Regions from separate parts of the Homo sapiens genome. Here region 2 is linked to region 1. Evidence: chromatin contacts called from ENCODE Hi-C data. All regions are on one chromosome and are shown on one strand. The core of a region is the stretch at or near the end of the contact, and the rest is flanking DNA. Distances in the headings are between cores, read along the strand shown. Region 1 has its middle 24 kb from the start of GPR15. Region 2 overlaps CMSS1 (cms1 ribosomal small subunit homolog).

Evidence for each region. Hi-C counts contacts between places; a loop is a spot of excess contacts on that map. Pooled maps may share reads with other maps.
Region 2: a map with no recorded cell type shows a loop between it and region 1 (9-fold over the local background). The contact joins two enhancer-like sites. A Hi-C loop is called at or near these places in 2 of 37 single-sample maps with no recorded cell type and 2 of 50 pooled maps.

The regions. Positions count from the first base shown.
Region 1 is chr3:98,552,813-98,559,600 of GRCh38, reverse strand. No RefSeq gene overlaps it. Among named protein-coding and RNA genes, the nearest start is that of GPR15, 24 kb to the right of the region's middle. RefSeq lists enhancers at 3,038-3,117, 3,248-3,567, 2,619-3,818. Within about 2 kb of position 3,245, at least 6 of the 41 ENCODE cell types and tissues checked have a DNase peak (open chromatin) inside an H3K27ac peak, as active enhancers do.
Region 2 is chr3:100,101,344-100,108,131 of GRCh38, reverse strand. All of the region lies in intron 1 of CMSS1 (cms1 ribosomal small subunit homolog), which reads right to left. The region is part of intron 1 of FILIP1L (filamin A interacting protein 1 like); the gene reads left to right. Among named protein-coding and RNA genes, the nearest start is that of FILIP1L, 9.8 kb to the left of the region's middle. Within about 2 kb of position 3,816, at least 8 of the 41 ENCODE cell types and tissues checked have a DNase peak (open chromatin) inside an H3K27ac peak, as active enhancers do.

The DNA of each region.
Region 1 (6,788 bases), core at 1,996-4,495:
GATGTTGTAGTAATTGCTATTCTGACTTGCATGAAATTGTGTCTCATTATGGTTTTGATTTGCATTTCTCTAATATAGGTGATATTGAGCTTTTATTCATATGTTTGTTGGCTGCATGAATGTCTTCTTTTGAGAAGTGTCTATTCGTGTCCTTTGCCCACCTTTAAAAGGAGTTGTTTTTTTCTTATAAATTTGTTTAAGTTCCTTGTTGACTCTGGATATTAGACCTTTGCCCATCAGATAGATTGCAAAAATTTTCTCCCATTCTGTAGGTTGTCTGTTCACTCTAATGATAATTTCTTTTGCTGTGCAGAAGCTCTTTAGTTCAATTAGATCCCATTTGTCAATTTTTGCTTTTGTTGCAATTGCTTTTGGTGTTTTCATCATGAAATCTTTGCCTGTGCTTATGTCCTGAATGGTATTGCCTAGATTTTCTTCTAAGGTTTTTATTGTTTTGGGTTTTACATTTGAGTCTTTAATCCATCTTGAGTTTTAGTTTTGTAGAAGGTACAAGGAAGGGATCCAGTTTCAATTTTCTGCATATGGCTAGCCAGTTCTCCCAGCACCATTTATTAAATAGAGACCCTTTTCCCATTGCTTGTCTTTGTCAGGTTTGTCGACGATCAGATGGTTGTAGGTGTGCAGTCTTATTTCTGAGTTCTCTATTCTGTTCCATTGGTCTATGTGTTTGTGTAAAATGTATCTTTTAGAAAAAGATTTTAGGTTTTATAAAGCTTTCCCTACCACACTGGGAATTGTTCAAAGGAAAACTCCCATATTATCTTCTGAGTTAATAAGATACTAGTTTTTTCCTACCAGTAGCAATGACTACAAAATTGGCTCTCAAAACAACAACAAAAAGCTCTGAATTGTAGTATTTGCCAATTTCCAAAGTGTAAATACTCCCATCATGTCCAATTTCAAGCTGCCCATGTGACTTCGCTGAACACAGAGTTAGGAAAAGATGTGCACAGTTGGCTCTTGCCAGCTGATATATGCCAACTCTAGCACATCACTGCACCAGAAATGTATTTTGACATAAGGGTTGAGAGAGATCCAGCTTCTTATTTTGTTCTTTTTTTCCAAACAGCTGAAGTGAATGCTGAAGTACATATAGGACTATAAATCTGATTAAAATAGCTATGCTTTTATTCCAACACAAATTTATGTCAATTATGTTCTTACCTAATATGTGATGTATATATATGTAAGCTTTGACTTCAAGGTAGGGTTTTTGAACACATGTACACAAGGAGGGGAACAACACACACTGGGGCCTGTCAGAGTCGGGGGAGGGAGAGCATCAGGATAAATAACTAACGTAGGCTGGGCTTAATACCTAGGTGATGGGTTGATAGATGCAGCAAACCACTGTGGCACACGTTTACCTGTGTAACAAACCTGCACATCCTGCACGTGTATCCCAGAACTTAAAATAAAATAAAATTAAATTTAAAAAAATGTTTGCAAACCACTGAGCTGAGTCTTTATCAAGACGGGAGGATGGGTGGGGAAGAGAAAGATGTGTCTCTAATTCACTTACAAAGTTGCAGTTTCTCCTTAGATCTTCAATTCTCCCACCCACATAATCCCACATATTTTAAGTACTAAATGCCCTCATCTTCTGTATTTCTGTTTGTTCAAATTTTCTTTTTTTTTCCTACCGTTAAAAACTCATCTCAGAGTAAAAAAATGAGTGGTTGTGGGGAGTAGGGGGGATTAATAGGTGGCACACAAAGGATTTTTAGGGCAGTGAAACTACTCTGTATGATACTGTAATGGTGGATGTATGTCATTACGCATTTGTCCCAATCCATAGAATATACAACACCAGGAGTGAGCCCTAATGTAAACTAACAACTTTGGGTTATTACAATGTGTCACAAAAAAACCTCATCTCATATCCTTTGTCATATTAAGGTGCAAATAACTGATGAAAAATTCAAGTGCTACAAGGAAGCTGTGTAGCTGACAGGCTAAAGCTCCAGTTCAGCTTGCAAGTGGGTGTGAGAGTCTACGGCAGCTCACAACCTTCCCATGAATCATAAGAGGATGGGAGTGGAGATGAGAGGTGAGAGGCAAAACTGAAAGAGGAGAGGATTTGATTTGAAGGCACAAGATTTGGGTTCTGGTGGTGGCTCTATCACTTCCTGGATGAGTGATCTTGAGAATTCCCTGAAACTCGTTTTTCTCACCTGAGTAACAAGCTTAAGAATAGCACATTCTATCTGTGCTTTAATGAGGATAAATTGAGATAATATATGAGGACATGCTTCACTAATTGTAGTTATACAAAAATGCTGGTTATTGGTCACAAAAAAGGCAGATGTGCTTTTGAAACATTCAGACTACGGTTTGACAATGGGGCCAGTCTGCCTGTATTCCATCATTTTTACTCTCCTTTTCTATTAACTCCATGTGTCCACTTTCTCATCCTAAAATTGGAATAAAAATATTTACTCTCCTGGTTGCTTAAAGGATTGAAATAGAAATGCATGTAAAGTAGAAAAGTATCTGTCTCTCCCCGTCTCTACTCCAGTAAGTGATCAACCAAAGTTGTTGCAATTTCCTTCCAAAATCCACAGGCAATGACATTAATCTGTGTTATGCTCAATCAAAAGGCATGCCCCAGTGACCCAGAAAAGAAGAAACCTGTGACATTCCCATTATTTCCCACAGGGCACTGATCACTTTCTACTTCTCCTAGCTCACCGTGTCCATCACTCATTCCTCAACCCTTTGGGTGGGAATGAGGCATTTGCCCCTACCAGTCTATTAAAATTGCACCTAAATTTACCTTAGAGGAAGTAAATTATAAAGAGCTCTTTGGACTGTTAAAAGTGAAGTGATGTATTTAGAAAGCGAGAGAATTTAAAAATACAGAACCATGATCAATTCTGTTTTAACTTGCAGTATATAGTTGAGAGCATGGTGTACAGGTGGGAACTGGAAAAACTGATTATTTGTTACAGTTGTTATATTTCTGAAAAAGGTGTTTATTCTTGTTTTCTTCACATCTGTTTCCAGTTGCCACTTGTCTTCTTGGGTGGAAATAACTTCTTTTCTATGAACTGGCAGAGTTTCTCTGGGTGTGGGGAGGTTCTGAACTTTGCGTGAGAGTGCTCTCCTTAGTTCAGTAATGAGATCAGTCACCAAGTCACCCCTTTGCTCTCTGGTGATGGCTGCCACCTCTTGCTTTCATGAGAAATGATAAAGCAAATGAGTCAGTGCCTAGGACCCTTCAAGAATGGCACGCGATGCTCAGCTAACCTCAAACCTTAGCTCTAGCTAAGGAGGTTTCAAAAAAAAGCCTTTGAGAAACTCTCCTTCCAGAAATACAGGCATGCATCTGGCTTCCTTCTCTTTTTCTCTATTGGCCTTTTATTTGGCGTTCTGGATTTCATTTAACTTTTTAAAAACACTGAAGTATGATTTTTAGTTTGAATAAAAAAGCAGTGATGTAGTAACCTGTGATCTTCCCCTTTAAGGTAAGATTCTGCAAAATTTTATGAAAAGACAATGTAGTTTTGCATAGTAGATGAGGGCAGAAATGTTTACTTTCCTAATTACCAGTTACCTCCTGGTCAACAAGTACAATCTGAGATCTTTTTGCTTACGTAGCGCTGTCAATTTCCTTTTTTCACCTGAGATAATCTTTTGTTTCGATAACTGTTTTCATAACCCATGCCGTGTTTTTTCCTCTGTTGTTTTTCTTTTTCTTTTTCTTTCTTTTTTTTTTTTTCAGACGGAGTTTCGCTTTTGTTGCCCAGGCTGGAGTGCAATGGCGCCATCTCGGCTCACCGCAACCTCCGCCTCCTGGGTTCAAGCGATTCCCCTGCCTCAGCCTCCCGAGTAGCTGGGGTTACAGGCATGTGCCGCCATGCCCTGCTAATTTTGTATTTTTAGTAGAGACGGGGTTTCTCCATGTTTGTCAGGCTGATCTCAAACTCTCGACCTTAGGTGATCCGCCCGCTTCAGCCTCCCAAAGTGCTGGGATTACAGGCGTGAGTCACCACGCCTGGCCCCGTTTTTCTATTTTTTAAACTACAGTAATTCTCTTTGATTTAAATATTTGTAAAGATATGTACAATAAAACTATTCTTAAATCATAGGGGAAAACAAAATATGGAGCAATAGAGCAATTCTAAATGAAATGCAAGCCTAAACTACTTTTTTAACAAGCTTTGTAAATAATCACTTGTTTGCAAAGGAGGTGGTGATTCATGTGAGAGGAGTAGAAAGAAAGATTTTGGTCCCTTTGAAATTTTATTATTGTTCTTCTAAGTACATCGTCTAGAAAGAAAGCAAACCAATAGCGTTTTGGAATTGTTTAGTCACTAATTGTATTCCATGAGCATTCTTTCTGGTTCACTGGAATTCAGTGTATAAGTCTGGGGACAAAGTGAAGCTCTGAAGTTATGAGCTTTGGACAGCAGGATGGCGAATTAAGGTGGTGGAAAAGGAAACTTTGATGTTGGAGAAACTGGTGTAGCTCAGAACGTAGAACAGAAAAAGCCAACTATTTGGCCAAAGTATCCATCTTTTAAAGAGATACAGTTTTAATCAAGTGAACAGGTAGGACTTCAGTCTGGGTGTTTATTTTTGTCTATTTATACAAATTCTTTATCACTCAGATCAAAGAGTTTGCATTAGGTAGTATTATGTTTCTATATTTTCTTAAATCAATATACACAATGAATTGTTATTAGATCATAAGAAATGCCAAACTGGATCAGATTTACAATTCATCCACCCAAATCCTACCTGTTTTAGACCAATCCAGGGATATTATGTATGGCGACCTGGTGGTTACTCTCCAGACAATTTTTAAAGTCTAGGATGAGCCTATATACAATGCCTAAAACAGTATCTGGCAAGTGTTTGGCTTGGTAATGGTTGATGTTTGTTGAACAAATGAGTGAAAGATAAAAATCTACCATCATGCAATTATCTACATTCTCCTGAAGCTAATCTTTTGTGTTATGTATCGTGTATGACAAGTCTTTTGTTCTAAGTGTATTACATTGTCTTTTTTCCCTTTTTTCTTTCCTTTCGTTAAAGTGTATTTACATTGTCTTAAAAATTACTTATCTTAAGCATCAAGAGAGTTCTTTTCCAACTTTAGTGTTACAGAATTTGATTTGATTAGTCTTAAAGCATTAGACAAGGAGGGAATGATGTACCCCCTCATTTGATGTGCTCCCCACCCCAGTTGAACCCCAGTCTTACTTGGAAGTGGAAGGATTCTGGCTCAGGTTGTAAACAGTAAACCATAAGAAGACAAACTGTTTTGCAGAGTATTTTTAGTAAGTAGCCTGGCCTACCTAAAGGATAAATGTTAATTAGTTATGATTTCTACTTAACATATGGAATGTTACAAGATTAACAGGAGCAGATAAGAAAGAGAAGCATAATTGATTAGTAATGCTGGTAAAAGGTTAATTACAGGGAATGATCTATTTCTATGAGGTAATGATTTATTACATAGATCCTAACAAAGCTTTTATAGTATATATTAATAGCACTTTGAAAGGCCTGAAGGGACTAAAAGAGGAAGGACACAGAAGCTACTTCCTTTGGCCAACAGAGAATTTGTTGACAGAGAAACTCACTACCATATTTTACAATTTCCAGGAACTGGAAGCAGTTGATTAGCCACATCTGTTGTGAGTATGGGTGTGAAGTGAGGAAGTACTTTGCCATATATTCGCTAGTCCAGTACTTTGCCATATACATATATTTCCTAAACCTTGCAGGAATTTGGCTTATTCTTTTGGGTAAAAATGCAATTAAGAGAAAAGATCTAACTGAAGTTTTTAAATGAAGAAATATACTGGACAGCGCAGGACACACGAGAAGGTCCTCAGATGAAACAACTCTATGCTAAGGCTATGAAAGTTTGACTCCAGTGGCCTTCTGAAACAATGCTGGGAATTTAAGATAGGGCTCTAGAGCTTACTTCCTTCCAGTTTAAATCTAGGAATTTGGTCCATGAGTTAATTTTATTCACACTGAGTGTATCCAAAGAAAAATAAGTTTTTCCTGTATTTCATTAGAAAGAATAACAAGTAGCAAACTTTCAGAACGTTTTTTTCCCCAGTACCTTAATCTCAGGTAGAGGAGCATATTTAAGGAGTCATTTTAGATTAAGATTGTACTCACACCTAACCCACATCAGAAAGTCAGTGTTGTTTTGCATGTGCATTGCCGGAAGAATTTTCTGCCTCTGGCTTCTCCTCAGTGAGGATACACTTTCAACGAACTGTAAGCATTAAGAGAATTGCTTTGGAAAGTACTTCAACTAGCAAGAACTGGGATGACTTCAAAATGTCTTTTACTGGCTTCACGGGTACTTATTTTGGCACTTTCCCTGTGGGGCCGCTTCAAGTTGGAAGCCTTCTCTAGAGAAATGTGGAGAGGGCAGCACACTGTCTTCTTTCAGGGGCTTAGAACAGCTCTTTCTTCTTCTTTTTGGACATAGATAAAAGTTTTGTTGTTACAAACCCCAGGCTACCGCACTATGCCTTGTGATCCCCTTTGGAAAGCACCCTTTGATTAATTTTGGCAAGCTGTCTGTTTCCTCCTGGGATCCTGATACATCACCTAATACCACGAAAGAATATGAGGCACTTTTAGTGTAATCTAAGAGTTTTGTACAATTAGAGAGAGAGAGAGCGAGAGAGAGAGAGATTCCATTTCCATTAATGGATTACCTGACTTGAGATAGGCTTTGGACTCAAACTTGGTGAAACTCACCCAATAGTTTCATAGACAGTTATTTTGGATAA
Region 2 (6,788 bases), core at 2,567-5,066, 1.5 Mb before region 1:
GAACTAGCATTTGAATCATGTATTTTCTTTGGGACCCTAAGTTAAGAACCAGTGCTCTAGAGTACACATCCACGGACAGGTATGAATTTAAAATGCCTCATTTCATGGTTTTGGCATTAAGAAAAATCCCAGAAAATTGATTATTAAATGTAAACCAGAAATTTTCTTGACCGATGTTAGAAAGGTAGAAACATCCTTTTCCCTTCCCTGAGATTCTCTGGCCCTAAGCAAGTAACTTTTTTTTTTTTTTTTTTAATTCTCTTGCTCTCTTCTACCATAAAATATAAATCATGTAATGAAGATTCCATAATCAAAAAAGTGTTAGTTTATGGCCTCACAGTCCAGAGGATTCTGAGGAGACAATGAAATTTCTAAAAGTGCAAAATTATTCCATAATGGGAAATGACTCTTCCTGTCTAGCAGTAATTATTTATGTAATACTACCTTGGGAGAATGTTAACAGTAGAGCGTTAAATTACTCCTTTTAAAACAAGGAATTTCCAACAGGGTTTTATTTGTTCTTTCCTAATTTAAAAAGACAGCATTTATACTCACAAGACTGCAAGTTTTACTAGCCTATCGTTTAGTGGTTAGGTTAGTTTCAGAAAGACTGTACTGAAGCATTAAATACCTGCCAAATGTGCGGAAGGAAAGCTCCAATTCAAATCATGACACACCCGTGGATTCATCACTCTCAAAGTAAACAAAGTGTTCAGAAATTCTACCAACAAAGTGTCAGAAGAGGCTATAATGCTTACTGAAGGGAGAAAAACTTTAGTTTACTTAAAACCCACATGCACTTTGTCATTTTCCCAGATGGCATCATAAAACTGCAATCATGACCTAAATAACCTAGTTTTTTCAGCATAGAATTCTATTATTATATTCCCATCTACATCTGGACAGTTCATCTTTAAAAGGCAATTTCAGTTGAAAAGAGAACTCAAAAGGTCCAGCTAGGTCTAGTGGAATTAATCTGTATATAAAACAAGGATTTTTTTTTAACTGTATGGAAGAATATAAAGATTTTCACCTGTACCTGCAGCACTAAGCATTTTGAACTGGTAGCTACAAATTTATATCTCTTGGCTGTGTAACAAAATCCATAAGTATTTATTCTTTGAGAGTTAGGTCAGACACACATTGGTGGCAAAATGCCAGTCACCACTGTAATGGGGCTCCCTTCATCTACTGACCAGAAAATATTTTTCTCAGAGTTTCCCTTAGCATACTTCTGTTATCTTATTAACTTTCTGCATATTTTTAAAAAGCAACAATATAACCTCTGGCATCTTAAATTTTCCAGACATATGAAAACATACTACAGGGATCAGGGCATTAGGTTAGGAGTAGTACAACCACCAGTTAGACACAATTTGAGTGAATCAGATGGGGTATAACTCATCTAAAGCATTCAAAAGGAAGCTTACATTTACAGCAGGAAGGTGAGCAACATGCTTTAGGCCAGGTGAGCATGCATATGCTTCTGGATCCTACAGCCCTTACCAGGGAAACACAGTTAGAGAAAATGATACCCACACATGAAGGCAGATCTTTTTCAACTAAGAAATCATTCTCCAGCTCTCAACCTTTCTTTGGGTAAAGAGTCAAAGTGGGGTTTCTGGGTGCAGTTTTCAGATGGGTGGCTCCAGATCATCTGCCACCATTACCCTCATTTCTGCTGGAGTCCTTCTTGTCCCTGGGGCCATATCTTGCATAATCCTGAGATTAATAAATCTGGCTAGATGGGAGGGTCCTTGGAACAGATCCAGATTAGGTTACATGTAGAATCAGTCATGCCTAGGCTGGCCTGGAAGAGGACTGAGCTTTCAGTCTGACATTATCATCTGCAAGTGTAAATCCCTGGAGAGTATTCCACAGCTGGAAGCTTGCACCTCTGCTCATAATGGTATCCTGGCTGTACTGACTTGTTGCTGCATCCTTTTGATAAGTCAACCTCTTCTGATTTACTATGTGGTATCTGTATCTGATTGTTCCATCAATCCTAGTCTACCATTGACAGTAATATCATATTTTCTCCATATGCTATACACAGCACATATGGATATTTTATTTAATTGAAACCCCTAGGAGGTATAATCTGTCTGTCTTGACTTCTAGACTCCCAGGCACAACTTTCTGTCCACACCATCTGATGGTGAGAAGCTATGTGAATTGAATGACTTCCAAGATGATGTTTCTAAGTTTGAAGTGAGAAAAGAAAGCTCATTGATTAAAAAAAAGTTTTTGTTTGATAAACAGAGAACTTACAACTCCTTTCAAAAAACTACTTGCATCCCAGGAGGTTAAAAGCCTGAGTATGAGGTATGCTATTTGGAGAAGGAAGAGTGACAACAGTAAGAAGCATGGGCTTCTAAAAAGGAAACTGATCTTCTGAAATGTCTCCTGGGATTGCATCAGCTTGACCTAGCAGTTGTTTTTCATTTCTACTTTCCAGACCACCTTTGTGTAAGAATTAATGACCTTCCCTCAGCCTATTAACTCAGAATGTCATTAATCTCTAGGAAATACCTTATCAATTCTGCTTAAAGGGTATATGAGAAGTGCTATGTTTTCGGTTAATCTTATAGCCCTTTAACCACCCTGTTCAATGATTACTGAACCTTCCTGGAAGTCCCTTTTGCCCCAGAATTAGTTAACATTTTAATAGCAGTCTTACTTGTAAGCTATGAAATTGTTAGATACGAATTGCAGTTGATTCAAAAGAAATGCCTTCCAGGGAGCCAAACTGAGTTGTGAGAAATATGTGTCTAAAAAGATATTACTAGTCCAAATTCCTATTGCTCATGTCTTTCCTGAGTACTTAACAAACTAAATATTGCCACTCCCAAATCAGTATTAATGGTCAGCTTCAATTATATGTTATTTCAACTTTAAGCTCTGGTAGGAGAATACATTATCTACTAAATCAGCCTTGTCAACAGGCCAGAAAAATCTTTACAGGCATAAATGTTTGTATGCTGTTAGAGGAAAGTATATGAGACTTAAACAATGCTTACTTGTGAACACCCTTTCCAAGACTAGGCTAAGAGAACAATAGCTACACCTAAGTATAGTAAAAGAAACAATCTGTAAATGAAGATTCTTATATACATAAATCATGTCATGAGCAGAAAGTTAAATAAAGGCAGATACTTTTACAGAAAGATTAGAGTTAATGCATAGGTGAGGTTTTGGCTGTTACAGACAGAAGAAACTATAGAGGTAGAAAAACATGGAAGTGAAGAAACAAGGATGGCAATAGCTAGATATTGAGCTAGCTAAGCTGTAAATGGTGATTCTCAGCCAGTTTTGGGGGTAAGGGAAAATAACAGGGGTGACTCTTTTCATCCCTGTTTTTTCTGAGTTTCTCTTGATGAAAGTTTTTCTTGATGAAAGCTAACAAGCTGAGAACATCAGTGCAAATCACCAAAGCAATCGGGTCAAATTCACTGCTACTACTCCTGCAAAACAGGAAAAGGCCCTCAAGCTTAACTTTTAGATTCCTGGGCATGCAAAGCAGGCCTTGGTCAGCCAGATCTGTACTCGGTTCTTCTCTGCCTTGGTCACTGTCCTCTGGGTCTTGGGAACACAGGCCTATGTTCCAAGCCATTGTTCTTTAAACAAAGTTGTGAACTGCTAACAGTTTTATTTAAAAGTTTATAAAATGGTAACCACATTGCTACATCTTTCTGGAGTATCTCAAACAAAGTGTGGGTCACATTTCTTGTGTAAAAAAAAGTGTAGCTCAGAGTTATTGAATAAACAAAGACAACTGATGTAGTTAACGGGCTTTGTGTGACCACAGCTATGTCATCTTGGTCTTGATTCCAGTTTCAGGCAGAGGTCAGGGTGAGCCATCCCACAAAGGGGCCTCCTACCAGTCAGTCCATCTAGATGCTTTGCCTGAGCAAGCTTCTTTGCAGTCCCTACCCTGTAACTTGGCATGACTGGCAATGGGGGTGGGGGTGAGAGAGGGCCACTCTCATTGTAACCTGTGCTCTCCAATCCAAACACACACAGAGAGCAGTTGGCTTCATTTCAGAGAAATGAAAAGTCACCTCTCCTCAGTGGATGGCTAGAAGCCCCAATTTGGTGACATGGCCTCTGGGCCTTTAAGCAAATAAGGTAAGAGGACGCTTCTACTAACTGAAAACCTCTGAGTTAATGCGCCTGATTAAACAAGCTGTCAGGAACCTTGGCAGACCCGTGCTCATGATTCTTATTAATAAGGTTGATATTTACATAAATATCAGCTGTTCATTGATAATGCTGCCAACACACAGGGCATAGACTCTTTTCTTTAGGATAACACAGACAGATTTATCTTAATGCAACAATTTGTTATTTGAACAAACATGTTTATTGCAAGGCCAGTGAAGTGAAACCCAAAGGTTTTCTTGTTTGAATTTCCCAGGGGGCAGTTTGTAATAGCTGCTGGAAGAGACCATTCCATGGCTTCTAATACAGTGCAATGCTGGCAACCAATATTCTCTCCTCCATCTCAACTTTGGCTCTTAACTGCCCACACCTCCTTTTTGCTCAACATGAAGAATGGTTGTTGTTACCTGCCCAATCCGTGCTTCCAACTTGCCTAGAAAAAACCTGATTCAAGTTTTGAGGAATAAACTCCTAAAGACTCTAGATCTTCAGTTACACAAAGGAGCTCACACCTAGAGTGGATTTTGCAAATATTAAAACAGTTATCCCAACACTAGTTTGCTTTCATGCCAGTACTTGTGTGGCAGCCCCCAGTGGGGCCATAATAACCTTCAGAATGGAGCAGCTTTGCCCAACCTCCTGCTGTGCTCAAGACTTCGGGTTCTGCATGTGTGTTTCTGGCTGACTCTTGCTGTCTCATAGCTCTTGCTGCCACTGTGAGCTGCTGCCTTCTCCATGGTCTGAGTGGGCTTCTTTCAAAAAGCTGCTTGGTCTGCTTATGTGGGGAGACTTCAAATCACCAGTTTCCTATTAAAGACTCCTGGCCTACAATCACAGGGTGAACAGGAATATACAAAAGTCAGGGAAGGTATTTCACAAAGACTAGATCTGTGTACCCACAGTCGGTCTGCTTCATTTTTACAGCACTTAGTCTCCCAAGCCTCAACCTCACACTTTTTTCCTCCACTGGCACCTGTAGTGCCATAAGCAGAGGGCATTACATTGCTTTTTCCTTTCAACTGCTCTTGCCAATCTGCTATGCTCTGGCAGAACTTAGTGGTAGATGGAAAGGTTATTTTTGATGACAGGGCTTAGCAACATTCCCTAAACAGAAAACCTCTCTCCTATACACTTATAGCACTGCAAAATACTTTTAATATAATTTAGTCACTGATCTCAGAAAAAGGAGAAAGTTGGCTTTGCAAATTATTGTCTTTCATAGCCAAGTAAATGAACAAACCCAGAGGAAGCACAGTGTCCCTGGGGTCATGAATTTAGTCAAACACGGAGTAACTACTGAATGCAAAGCATGGCGGAGGACACAGAATGCAGCTTGGCATTGTCCTTGCCTTCAAAGAATTAATAGTTTAGTAATGGAAGTAGGAAAAACACAAAAAATATAAAACAATATGGAATATAAAAAGTGTTACAAGAGACGTACAGATAAAATACTGGAGTAATTTGAAGAAAAGAGAGATCTCACACCTGTGGAGAAGCAGAAATCACGCTGATGAGGATCCAATTTCTTCTGTGCACATCTTAGGCTACTTTCACTTCTCTTTCCTTATTATCCCATTTCCAAGGATATTTAGTTATCCTCTTAACACCCGAGAAATGCAAATCAAAACCACAATGAGATACCATCTCATACCAGTTAGAATGGCGATCATTAAAAAGTCAGGAAACAACAGGTGCTGGAGAGGATGTGGAGAAATAGGAACACTTTTACACTGTTGATGGGACTGTAAACTAGTTCAACCATTGTGGAAGTCGGTGTGGTGATTCCTCAGGGATCTAGAACTAGAAATACCATTTGACCCAGCAATCCCATTACTGGGTATATACCCAAAGGATTATAAATCTTGCTGCTATAAAGACACATGCACACGTATGTTTATTGTGGCACTATTCACAATAGCAAAGACTTGGAACCAAGCCAAATGTCCAACAATGATCGACTGGATTAAGAAAATGTGGCACATATACACCATGGAATACTATGCAGCCATAAAAAATGATGAGTTCATGTCCTTTGTAGGGACATGGATGAAGCTGGAAACCATCATTCTCAGCAAACTATCGCAAGGACAAAAAACCAAACACTGCATGTTCTCACTCGTAGGTGGGAATTGAACAATGAGAACACATGGACACAGGAAGGGGAACATCACACACTGGGGCCTGTTGTGGGGTGAGGGGAGCGGGGAGGGATAGCATTAGGAGATACACCTAATGTTAAATGATGAGTTAATGGGTGCAGCACACCAACATGGCACATGTATACATATGTAACTAACCTGCACATTGTGCACATGTACCCTAAAACTTAAAGTATAATTAAAAAAACAAAAACAAACAAAAAACATCCCAACCCCTCCTGTGTTGGACTGGATCAGAGAGTGCATGTGTTACTTTGAAGGGTATATTTATTTCCACCACAATCAAGAATTCCAATGGAAGTACTTCACCGAAAGCAAGGTTGTGAGAGTCTCTTCAGTTGCTGCCTCTCTGCATTTTTCTTTGCTTCTTCTAACCCGATCTACTTTACCTGAGGCCACTGCTACCTGCCTGCAAAGCTGGACTGCTCCTCCCGCCAAATATCAAAGCTTCTTCCCACAAAAGTCTCT